Linked DNA regions of Homo sapiens: region 2 is linked to region 1. A link is an interaction called in ENCODE POLR2A ChIA-PET data of the cell type or tissue named here. Cell type or tissue: OCI-LY7. All regions are shown on one strand. Each heading gives the region's core, and the rest is flanking DNA. Links, peaks and the distances in the headings are about the cores only.

Region 1 (8,086 bases), core at 1,487-6,486:
ATACCACCTATACATTTGCCAGAAATCACAGATATATATGTGTGTGTGTGTGTGTGTGTGTGTGTGTATATATATATATATATATATATATATATATATACTTTTTCTCATTTCTAGTAACAATGAAAATCCTGTAACTTTTTGCTACAGATGAAAATAACTGGGATCATGAATGAAATGACCAGATGGTTGCCCCATCACCTAACAGTGAGGTGCCCCCGCTTGAAATGTTGCCCCCGCTTGAAATGTTTCTGGTTTCTTTTTTTTTTTTTTTTTCGAGACAGAGTCTCGCTTTGTCACCCAGGCTAGAGTGCAGTGGCGCGATCTCGGCTCACTGCAAGCTCCACCTCCTGGGTTCACGCCATTTTCCTGGCTCAGCCTCCCTAGTAGCTGGGACTATAGGCGCCCGCCACCACGCCTGGCTAATTTTTTTGTATTTTTAGTAGAGACGGGGTTTCACCGTGTTAGCCAGGATAGTCTCGATCTCCTGACCTCGTGATCCACCTGCCTTGGCCTCCCAAAGTGCTGGGATTAAAGGCGTGAGCCACCGCGCCTGGCCAACATGTTTCTGGTTTCTTAAGACTTTAGTATATTGTTCTTAACATTTATTTGGGATGTATTTGCATTTTTGGAAGCTGACCAGTTTCTACACATATCTAAATGCCTCCTTACATTTGACAGTACATTTAACATGCTAAAGTACTTTTCTTAGATATGATCAATTTTATCCTTGAAATAAGCCTATTGGGAGCCATGGACACCAGCTCATTGTGGTGAGGACGCTGAACTCAATGGTGCAGATACAGTGGTGAAGGAGACACACACCCTGTGGTATGGTGGAGTAGACTCCTAACAGACCAACCCTGCCACAAATATAGCAACTATAAACTGGACAAACTACCAAAAGTAACTACTTAAGAGACCTGGGAAGTGAGCAAATGCAGGCAGAGGGGAGTTGAATCTTGGAGGAGAGTGTGAGTTTCCTGTTTTTCAGCCTTGTCCAAAAGATGGGCCCTGGTCACAAAGTGTCTGGGGGTGGCTAAAACTCCCATAGAAAGACTGCCATGTTTCTGGTCTAGGGAACCAGGGGCTGGAGCCTGGGGCAATCATGGCCACGAGAGTGAGGGAGAAATCCCAGAGAGGACAGAGCCAGAGAAGGGGGCACCCAAATGCTGTATCTGAACTCTGCCCAAGTCTCTAGCTGACCCGTGAACCACATGCACACAAACCAGATTCAAAGCCACTTGCAGCTAAGGTTTGGAGTACTGAATTGAGATTTGAATGGCCACTCACCATGAGAGACATGGAGTTTACAGCCTTCAGTGTAACCAAGTCAATTGCTTGTTAAAACAAAGTATCAACAGCCTTGGAATGAATACAACAGAATTTAGAGTCTTGACTTATGAAACATCCACCATGTCCAAAACTACTCAAAATATGAAGGACCAGGAAAATGTGATGTATTGGCAACAAAGAAGTTAATAAAAAGAGGTCAATTTCAGATGACCGAAATGTTGAAACTATTAGTCAAGGAATTTAAAGCAGCTATTGTGCTCAATAGAGTGAAAAAAATGCTCCTAATAAATGAGAAGATAGGAACTTTTAGGAAAGAAATGGAAAATATATAAAGAAAATATACAAAAAGGGGAAATTTTAGAACTGACAAATACAATACATGAAAAAAAAATTGCTGGATGGGCTCTAATAGCATAATGGAGATAGAGAGGAAAGAACCAGTGAATTTGAAGATAGAGCAATAGAAATTGTCCCATCTAAAGGAGGAGGAGAGGAGGAGGGGGGCGGGGGAAGGGAGTGAGAAACATAGAGAGCCTCAGGAATGTGTGGCACAATATAAAAAAAACTGATATTATGGATAGTTAAAATATCAGGAAGAGAGGAGAAAAAGAATGGGATGGCAAATATTTGAAAAAATAGTGGCTGAAAACATCCTAAATTTAATAAGATGTTTACATTTTCTGATTGGATAAGCTTTGTGAATCCCAAATGGGATAAATACAAAGAAAAACAAACTAGACACATCATAGTCAAACTACTGAAAACAAACAAAAAACAAAGAGGAATCTTAAAAGCGTAAATAAAAATGACACATTTTATATATAGGAGAATAATGATTTCAATGGTTGTGGACTTCTCAGCAGAAATTATAGAAGTCAGGGACAGTCGAATGAAATTGTTGAAGTGCTTAAAGAAAAAACTGTCAGCTTAGAAATCTCTGTCTAGCAAAAATACCCTTCAAGAATGAAAGCAAAATGAAGACATCTTCAGATATCAGAAAACTAAGAGAATTCATCACCAGAAGACCTGCACTTCCAGAAGCTAAAGAAAGTTGTACAGACTGAAGGGAGATGATATGAGAAAAGGAATAAAAAGCATAAAAAATTATAAATATTGGAGTAAACATCAAAGACCAATTTTCCTCTTAATTTCTTTCACATATGCACAACTGTATAAAGGACATAATATTGACTTAAGGTTTATATCACATGTAGATAGATTTTATGGCAGCTATGGCATAAAAGATGGTGGCAGTGTTGGTGGTGTGGCCGGGGAGGGTAAATGGACCAGTAAAATTGCCAGTAGACTGAGAAGTTAAGGGATTATATTATAGTCTCTAGAGGAGCTTCTAAGAAATCATGCAAAAGACTAAAAGACCAATAGGTAAGTTAAAATGAAATTATAAAAATATTCACTTAATCCAAAAGAATATAGGAAAGGGAGAACAAGAGGGACTAACAGCAGAGGAGACAAACATAAAGCAAATAATAAAATAATACAGCATAACCAATTAGTTTTATCCCAGGAATTCAAGGTTTGTTTAACATTAGAAAATCAATATAACTCACCATATTAACAGAATAAAGGAGAAAAACCATCTGATCATTTTCATATGTAGATAAAAAATATGACAAAATTTGATATCCATTTATAAGAAAAATTCTCACCAAACTGACTATGAAGGACTTCTTCAACTTCATAAAAAGCATCTATGAAAAACCTACGGTGAGCATTATACTTAATGGTGAAATATTAAATGATATTCTACCAAACTCAGAAAAAAGGCAAATGTGCTCATTTTTTTTACCACTTCTACTCAATATTGAATTGGAGCTTCTAGCCACTGCAATAAAGAATGATAAAATGATAAAGATTGGAAAGAAGGAAGCAAAATCGTCCTTATTTGCAGGCAATACGATTGTTTACATATGATTGTTTTCTACATCCTAAGGATCTAAAAAATAATTAGAAGTAGTATATTATTCCATTCTCACACTGCTATAAAGAACTACCTGAAACTGGGTCATCTTTGAAGAAAAGAGTCTTAATTGACCCACAGTTCCACAGGCTGTACAGGAGGCATGGCTGGGGAGGCCTCAGGAAACTTACAATCATGGCAGAAGGTGACAGGGATGCCAGCACGTCTTCACATGGTGGCAGGTGAGAGACAGAACGAAGGCGGAGGTGCTACACACTTTTAAAAGAAGCAGGTCTCATGAGAATTCCATCACAAGACAGCACTAGAAGGATGGTGCTAAACCACTAGAAACCACCCTTATGATTCACCTTTCACCAGGCCCCACCTCCAACACTCAGTATCACAATTCAACATGAGATTTGGGTAAGTACACAGAACCAAACCATATCATTTTGCACCTGGCCTTTACCAAATGTCATGTCCTTTTCACGTTTCAAAAAACAATTATGCCTTCCCAAGAATCCTCCAAATTCTTAACTCGTTCCAGAATTAACTCAAAAGTCCCAGTCCAAAGTCTCATCTGAGACAAGGCAAGTACTACTCCTCTGCCTATGAGCCTGTAAAATAAAGAAACAAGTTAGTTAGTTCCAAGATACAGTGCAGGTACAGGCATCGAGTAAATGCTCCCATTCCAAAAGGGAGAAATTGGCCAAAACAAAGGGGCTATAGGCCTCTTGCAAGCAAAACCCAGGAAGGCAGTCATTTAATCTCCAAGCTCCAAAATACTCTCCTTTGACTCCATGTCTCACATCCAAGGCACACTGATGCAAGGGGTGGGCTCCCAAGGCCTTGGGCAGCTCTGCCTCTGTGGCTTTGCAGGGTACAACCCCCAAAGCTACTTTCATGGGCTGGGATTGAGTGCCTGCAGCTTTTTCAGGCGAACAGTGCATGCTGTCAGTGGATCTATCATCCTGGGGTCTGGAAGATGGTGGCTCTCTTCTCACAGCTCCATTAGGCAGTGCCCCAGTGGGAACTTGGTGGGAGCTCCAACCCCACATTTCACCTTCACACTGCCCTTGTAGAGGTTCTTCATGAGGGATCCAGTCCTGCAGCAGACTTCTGCCTGGACATCCGGGTGTTTCCATACATCCTCTGAAATCTAGGCAGAGGCTCCCAAGTCTCAACTCTTGCCCTTTGCATACCCACAGGCCCAACACCATAGGGAAGCCATCAAGACTTGGGGCTTACACCCTCTGAAGCAATGACCTGAGCTGTACTGTGGCCCCTTTTAGCCATGGCTGAAACGGGAGCAGCTGGGATGCAGGGCACCATGTCCCAAGGCTGCACAGAGCAGTAAGGCCCTGGACCTGGCCCACGAAACCATTTCTCCCTCCTAGGCCTCTGGGCCTGTAATAGGAAGGGCTGCTATGAAGGTCTCTGAAATGTCTTAGAGGGATTTTCCCCATTGTCTTGGCTATTAATATTTGGCTCCTTTTTACTTATGTAAATTTCTGCAGCTGGCTTGAATTACTTCCCAGAAAATAGGTTTTTCTTTTCTACTACATGGCAGGTTGAAAATTTTCCAAGCTTTTATACTCTGCTTTCCTTTTAAATATAAGTTCCAATATCAAACCACCTCTTCGGAAATGCATATGAGCATATGCTGTTAGAAGCAGCCAGGTCACTTCTTGAATGCTTTGCTGCTTTGAAATTTCTTCCACCAGATACTCTAAATAATCTCTCTCAAGTTCAAAGTTTCACAGATCCCTAGAGCAGGGGCACAATGCCACCAGTCTCTTTGCTGAAGCATAGCAAGAATGACCTTTACTCCAGTTCCCAATAAGTTCCTCATCTCCCTCTAAGACCTCCTTGGCCTGGACTTCATTGTCCATATCTCACTATCAGTATTTTGGTCAAAGCCATTCAACAAGTCTCTAGGAAGTTCCAAACTTTCCCTTATCTTCTTGTCTTCTTCTGAGCCTTCCAAACTGTTCCAACCTCTGCCCATCCAAAGCTGCTTCCACATTTTCAGGTATCTTTTGTAGCAATGCCCCACTTCTCTGATACCAATTTCCTATATTAGTCCATTCTCACACTGCTATAAAGAACTATCTGAGACTGGGTAATCTATGAAGAAAAGAGGTTTAATTGACTCACAATTCTGCAGGCTGTACAGGAGGCATGGCTGGGGAGGCCTCAGAAAACTTACAATCATGGCAGAAGGTGAAGGGGAAGCCAGCACATCTTCATATGATGGCAGGTAAGAAAGAATGAAAGGGGAGGTGCTACACACTTTTAAAAGAAGCAGATCTCATGAGAATTCCATCATGAGATAGCAGTGGAGAGATGGTGCTAAACCATTAGAAACCACCCCCATGATCCAATCACCTCCCTCCAGGCCCCACTTCCAACACTCAGGGTCACAATCCAACATGAGATTTGGGTGGGGACACAAGAGCCAAACCACATCAAGTAGTAAGTAAATACGGCAAAGTATATGAAATTAAAAATACAAAAATCAATTCTGTTTTCTTTTTTAAATTTTACAGGCAGGGTCTTGCTCTGTTTACCTAGGCTGGAGTGCAGTGGCACAATTATAGCTCACTGCAGCCTCAAATTCCTTGGCTCAAGCAATCCTCTCACCTCAGCCTCCTAAGTTTCTGGGACTACAGGCATGTGCCACCATACCCGGCTTATTTTTTATTTTTGTCAAGATGGTCTCACTCTGTTGACCAGGCTGGTCTCGAACTCCTGGCCTCAAGTGATCCTCCCGCCTTGGCCTCACAAAGGATGAGATTTCAGACATGAGCCACTGTGCCTGGCCAATTCTATTCTTATATTTTAGCAGCAAACCACTGGAAAATGAATTGAAAAGCAATTTCATTTATAATAGGTTCAAAAATAAAATATTTAGTAGTACATTTAAGAACAGATGTACACAGGTGTATATCTACATTTAGATGTACACCTGTTACACGTAACAGATGTACACATCAGCATAGTGTATTATTAAACTTTTAGATTTTTGCTTATCTCATGGGAGAAATAGTGTCTTCGTGTAGTTTAGTTTTTTTAAAAAAATGAGTGAACTTGTGTATCTTTTCAAAAGTTAAAGAGCCATTTGCTTTTTTTTTTTTTTAAACATATTTTAAAATAGAGAGTGGGTCTCACTATGTTGCTCAGGCTGGTCTCTTAGCTTCTGGGCTCAAGCTGTCTGCCCACCTCAGCCTTCTAAAGTGCTGGGATGACAGGCATGAGCCACCATGCCCAGTTCCATTTGCTTTTCTTTTTCTGTGTATTGGCTGTTCGTATCCCTTGCACATTTCTTATTGAGTTTTGTTCTTTCCCTTATCTTTTTACAGGAACTTTATATGTTATAGAAGTTAGCCCCAAGAATGAAATCGTGTCCTTTGCCAAAACATGGATGGAGCTAGAGGCCTTTATCCTAAGTGAGTTAACGCAGGAACAGAAAGCCAAATAGTGCATGTTCTCACTGATAAGTGGGAGCTAAACTATGGGTTCACAAAGGCATGCAGAGTGGTACTGTGGACATTGGAGACTCAGAATGGGGGAGGCTAGGAGGGAGGTAAGGGATGAAAAAGTACCTGTTGGGTACAATGTACACTACTTGGGTGACGATGGGTCCACTAAAATCCCAGATTTAACCACTGTACAATTCATCCATGTAACCAAAACCCACCTGTACCCCAATGCTATGAAAATAAATAAAACCAAATTAGCTCTGTTTCTGTTAGATGAGATGCAAATATTTTCCCAAGTTTGTCCTTTGTCTTTTGACTTTGTTTATGGTGTTTCACTCATGCAGATGTTTTTTATTTTCATGTTTTTAACTTGTCATTATTTTCTTTCATGTCTTCTGGATTTTAAGTCATGTTATCAAGGCTTTCCCACTCTGATATTATAAATGAATTTTTCCTCATTTCTCTTAGAACTTTGATTCTTTCACTTCCCACATTTAACCTTCCACGTATCCAGAATTTCCCCTAGCATAAGTTGATACGGTCCCAATGTTTCTTTTTTTTTTTTCCCAAATGGCCACTCATTTATACCAACACCATTTATTGAATCGTCTATAGTCCCCACTGATTTGAAATGCCAGCTTTACATACCAAAGTCCTGTATGCATTTGCCTCTGTTCTGTTTGGTAGGTCTATTCAAGCTCCAGTTCCCAAAAGTGTTGAGTGTCGCTTAAAATCTAGAAGGGCTGGTTTCTAGTTTTCCATAATTGCTCCTCTTTTCTAGTGTCCTCTGTCCTATTAGGGCTTATTGATTTTTAAATATGATTTGTGGATTCAGTTTTCTTTAGTTCTAGTGAGCAACAAAAACAACCAAGAAAAAAATAAAAAAAACCCTCCCTGTTTTCCTTTCTTTCTTTCTTTTTTTAATCAAGATCACCTTAAGTTTAAAAATTAACGTAGGATAACTTGACATATTTTATGATTTTTATGTTACTCTCCAAAAATATAATAAGTGGTTCTATTTATTCAACTCTACTCCTTTGTCCTGCAGGAACATTTTGTTTCCTTATCAAGTCTGATATTGTCTTTTGGTCTGAGATAGACATATTTAAAAAAATTGTGTTCATTGATTTCTATCTTATTAAAGACTGGTTTTGCTAACTTTGTTCCTATCTATTTTTTGTGAACGTACATGGGGCCTTTTCTTTTGCTATATTTTCTAGCTATTAGTATGTACAGAGGCTTTTGATTTCTGTGTATTTATTTTATACCTTGCTTGCTCAGTGTGTTTTATTTCTAGTAATTTTTGTTATTAGTTGATTCTCATGAATTTTCCAGATATCCAATTATATAATTTGTAAATAGTCATAGCCTTACCTCCTCTCCTACAATT
Region 2 (5,000 bases), core at 1-5,000, 110 kb before region 1:
TGGGAAGGAAGGAGGCTGCTCACTGGCAGGAAGAGGGAAGTGGTGCAACCTGGAGTCAAGGTGGATGGCTTAGGTTTAGGCCTTTGGGGGATTTCCTTGGGGCGGGGGGTGGGACGGTGCACTGTGTGCCTGCAGTGTCTTCAGTGGGCACCTGAGTTGCCCCTGGAGAGCTGCCAGCCCCACCTGAAAGCCTGGACTTCTTGGCTCAGATCTTCATGTGAGGCTCAGCCAGGAAGAAGGGGTGCCACCCACCTTTGTGAGGCCACATGAGTTATGCCAGCAACCCCAGATCCATAGGACCTTCCTCCAGTTGGACTTCTGTGGACTGCACAGGCCCAGGAGTTCCTACATGAGCCCAAGGGGTGTGGAGAGTGCAATCCCCAAAACATGGCTCAGACTGGATTATCTGCCAGGTCGGGGACTGAGGGCCAAGCCATGTTTAATTGATTTAGAAAATGAAGAGATGGAGGCCGGGCATGGTGTCTCACACCTGTAGTCACAGCACTTTGGGAGGCTGAGGTGGGTGGATCACGAGTCAGGAGTTCAAGATCAGCCTGGCCAACATGGTGAAACCCCATCTCTACTAAAATACAAAAATTAGCCAGGTGTGGTGGTGTGCGCCTGTAGTCCCAGCTACTCGAGTGGCTGAGGCGGGAGAATTGCTTGAACCCACGAGCCAGAGGTTGCAGTGAGCTGAGATTGAGCCACTGCACTCCAGCCTGGGTGACAGTCGCAAGACTCCATCTCCAAAAAAAAAAAAAAAAAAAAGAGATGCAAAAATATCCCAGGTATCTTCGTATGTCAGTATATGTGTGTGTGTTTAGTATCTCCTGATTGGGACCCAGTTTGAAAGCCTGAGAGTTCTGGAGATGTGGATGCCTGAGAATCATGGTTTTACTAGGCAAAGATTTTCTCCTCTTCTCAAAATAGCTGTAGCTATTAGACATCCTAAGTATTTAGGTTCCATATCACTTTCTCCAGTTGGGGCCGGTTTTAGGAAATTGTCCAGGTGCCTGGTTTCCTTGTACAAACACCTTGCTGACTTACCCACTAGTATCGAAGCCGCTGAGTTTTCATGACTCTGTCACTGACTTTAATACTTGCTTTTCCCTTGACTGAACTTCGGATGTTTAAATGGAATTTAGTGACGTTTTCACACCACATTTTTCATTATTTAGCACTTTGGAAACAGAGGTTGTTTTGTTATAAGCTTTTTATTCTTCTTAACCTCCTCTGAATACTTGAAACCTTTCACGACGGAAATGAGTTTACTGTGACCTGACTCGGTATTATACAATAAACGCATGATTCTCAAAACACGCTGTTTATATGGAGAATAAACGCGGTCCGGAACACAGTGTTCAGTGTCTGAAATGAAATGCAAGTCTCCTGTTTCCAAAGGCTGACAGGATGGTTGCTGAATGATATTCCAGCTGCTCAAATGAAGGGCCCTGGAAAGGTCTGTTGGAAGTGAATTCGAGGGCGTTGCCTCTTCGTGGTTGGGTTTGCTCTCTGCAGACCCAGGAAGGCCCTACTTTCCCTGAATTCTGAGCTTCAAAGCTTACATCTGTGTCCTTCTGCTTAACAACCTGTTTTAGCAACCAAGTATGCCAAGATGTTACTGTCACATTAAACTGTGTACCCCTGCACTCTCCTTTCCTTTCCTTTCCTTTCTCCCCTCCCTCCCTCCCTCCTTCCTTCCTTTTTTTTTTTTTTTCCAGTATCTCACTCTGTTGCCCAGGTTGGAGTGTAGTGGCATGATCTCAGCTCACTGCAACCTCCACTTCCCGGGTACAAATAATTCTCATGTCTCAGCCTCCTGAGTAACTGGGATAACAGGCATGTGCTACTATAGCCTGGCTAATTTTGGTGTTTTAGTAGAGATGGGGTTTCACCATGTTGGCCAGGCTGGTCTCGAACTCCTGGCCTCAAGTGATCTGCCTGCCTCGGCCTCCCAAAGTGCTGGGATTACAGGCATGAGCGACCGCACCCGGCCTGCGCTTCCTTTCTTGATCACACCACCACAGTCTTGACCTGCAGGTCAATCTATACCTTATTTGACATGAAATATTGTCAGCAAGTCTAATGGAATATTCCACCAGAGTGGGAAACCCATCTCCAAGATGCAGTGGTGAGCTATTAATTAAAGCTGGCTCGTGCCCTCAGAGCAACTTTCTTTGATGCTGCTTGTGACAGGTCAACCTTTGCATCCTATGCCCAGTGGAGCCTGCTCTGCCTGGTGTTATCATTTGTCCTTTAGGGACGGCGTGGCCTTTTTCTTCATGTCTGTGTTAGATGTCATCCAAGTGAATTGCTTCTTTCTCTTTCCTGTTTATTTGTTATAGGGTGTCACCTCTTAGCCATCTGAGCACTGGGCTGGCTGCCAAAAACAGAGGTGATGATGTAACGTGCCAACTCTCACATGGCTCAGAGGAGGAGGACCCCAGGACTCCAGGATGGGACAGGGCAGCCACTTCTCACCAAGGTGACACTGGGGCTTCTGAGCCAGCCTCTGAGTGGGGAATGGGGGGAAGGGCAACATGATGGAGGGGTCAGTGACACACCCCCGTCCCCATGAAGAAAGGATTTCTACTTTGAAATTCGTCTACTAGAAACTAATTCCTTCTGCTCAGTTTTCTTCCTCAGGAAGGGGTGTGTGTGTGTGTGTGTGTGTGTGTGTGTGTGTGTGTGTGTATTTTGACAGTTCTTTCTTTTTCTTTCTTTCTTTGAGACGGAGTTTCGCTCTTGTTGCCTAGGCTGGAGTGCAATGGCACGATCTTGGCTCACTGCAACCTCCGCCTCCCAGGTTCAAGCGATTCTCCTGCCTCGGCCTCCCGAGTAGCTGGGATTACAGGCATGCGGCTACCACACCCAACTAATTTTGTATTTTTAGTACAGACAGGGTTTCTCCATGTTGGTCAGGCTGGTCTTGAACTCCTGAGCTCAGGTGATCCACCCGCCTTGGCCTCGAAAGTGTTGGGATTACAGGCGTGAGCCACCGCACCCGGCCAACAGTTCTTTCTTCAAAAGTGTTACATATTCATTGTAGAAAAATTTAAAAACTCACAGAGGCAATAAGTCATTAAGATCAATCAAGAACTATATACATATAATCACTATTCAAACCTGAGGGGTGTGTGTATCTGTGTGCGTATGTTTGTGCATTTGCACACGTATGTGTAGAGACAGAATTTCATTTCTTTTTCTTTCTTTTTTTTTTTTTGAGATGAAGTCTTGCTGTCGCCCAGGTTGGAGTGCAGTGGCACGATCTCGGTTCACTGCAACCTCCCTCTGCCTTCTGGGTTCAACCAATTCTGCTGCCTCAGCCTCCGGAGTAGCTGGGACGACAGGCGCCCACCACCACGCCCTGCTGATTTTCATATTTTTTGTAGAGATGCGGTTTCACCATATTGGCCAGGCTGGTCTCGAACTCCTGACCTCAGGTGATCTACCCATTTTGGCCTCCCAAAGTGCTGGGATTACAGGCATGAGCCACCGCACCAGTATAAAAACTGGTATCATGTAATACACACATTTTCACTACTTTAAAAAAATTTGTCATGTGGTGAAGACTTTTTCTTTCCAATAAATATCAATCTATATCATTATTACATGGGTCTGTCAAAATTGGTTTAAATAAAGAAATAATTTAGTTTCCAGATTTATGCTTGGGTGAAGGTGTTTGAAGTTAATTTGTTTTTTCCTCTTTTTGAGACAGTCTCGCTCTGTCATCCAGGCTGGAGTGCACTGGTGCTATCGTGGCTCACTGCAGCCATGACCTCCTTGGTTCAAGTGATCCTCCCATCTCAGCCTCCTGAGTAGCTGGAATTGCGGGCATGTGCCACCACTCCTGGTTAATTTTTTTTTTTTTTTTTTTTTGATATTTTTTATAGAGACAGGGTTTCACCATGTTGCCAGGCTGGTCTTGAATTCTTGGGCTCAAGTGATCCTCCTGCCTCAGCCTCCCAAAGTGCTGGGATTACAGGCGTGAGACAACACTCCCGGCCCCGGGAAAAACTTTTTACTTCATGAAGATGAAATATTGGACCCAAATTTCTGTCTTCAGTGAGGATTTCTTTGGAGAATCCTTGGCCATATTTAGCTTTAATTCAGGCGGTGCTGGACTCACGACTCAGTGTGTGCATTGGAGTTCTCTCTGCAGTGCTGGCTTTCTGAGGAAAGGGTATGACCGCAAACATTTTTTCAGGATATCAGAACTGCCTTCCTACCGACCCTTTGGGGCTAGCAAGAAGTGAAGCCATTTGGATGACTATTCAGGGCGCTAAACAGCCTGTCTGCTTCATATTGCTAAAAGAATCCAACACTCATCTTTTCTCACCTAGGAGCTGCATACAATTTCAGCAACTGCAAGGGATCCAGACCAGCTCTAATAATCACCACTTCTATATACCTAGTGGTTAGAATAGGCTCTTTTCCAAGTGCTTTATGCCTATTAATTTATTTACTCCTCATGAAAGCCCTGAGAGGAAGGTGCTGTCACTAAAGCCCACACCACTGCGGGAACACAGGCATCCAGAGGCCAGGCAACTGTGAAACTGCCTTTGCAAAATTAAGACTAAGACAGTGAGAGAGATCTAACTTAACCGACTCCATCTTGCTTCTCACCTCCAAGCTGTCCTTGTTCATTCCTGGGCATAGACTGAACTAACTTTGGGAAATACTTAGTTTATAGTTTATAGTTTAAAACAAAGACGATAACAGCCCTTTCCCAAAGCTGACCTCCTTCTTGCCTGGGGACTAGATTGCCTTTGTAGGACTAACATCAGCCACAAGGTTAGAAATTATAGTTTAGGAGTCGTGCAGCTGGAGGCTACAAGATTCTGACCCTCCCTAAACTGCTCCTAAGATCAGTGCTTGAGATATTTGCAGACCCTGCACTTGATGGATCAGCTGGCACCACCCCATCAATAAACTGGCTCACCTGATCCTGTGGCCCCCACCCAGGAACTGACTCAGCACGAGACAGCTTTGACTCCCTG

What was found. Peaks named below come from ENCODE experiments on the same cell type or tissue, not always from the same donor. Only the 100,000 strongest peaks of a DNase experiment are listed, where the experiment ranks them.
Region 2: POLR2A ChIA-PET joins it to region 1 with 5 read pairs; 2 of 35 experiments call an interaction of 5 or more read pairs at or near these places.

What each region holds. Positions count from the first base shown.
Region 1 is chr6:159,020,568-159,028,653 of GRCh38, forward strand. TAGAP-AS1 (TAGAP antisense RNA 1) reads left to right here. Exons shown (of 5, transcript NR_183546.1): 2 at 5,382-5,474; 3 at 6,577-6,663. Among named protein-coding and RNA genes, the nearest start is that of TAGAP, 20 kb to the right of the region's middle. In OCI-LY7, for the core only: no CTCF peak of the experiment used is centred there; no DNase peak of the experiment used is centred there; H3K27ac peaks cover 306 bases.
Region 2 is chr6:158,915,447-158,920,446 of GRCh38, forward strand. No RefSeq gene overlaps it. Among named protein-coding and RNA genes, the nearest start is that of LINC02901, 48 kb to the left of the region's middle. In OCI-LY7, for the core only: no CTCF peak of the experiment used is centred there; a DNase peak (open chromatin) is centred at 2,385.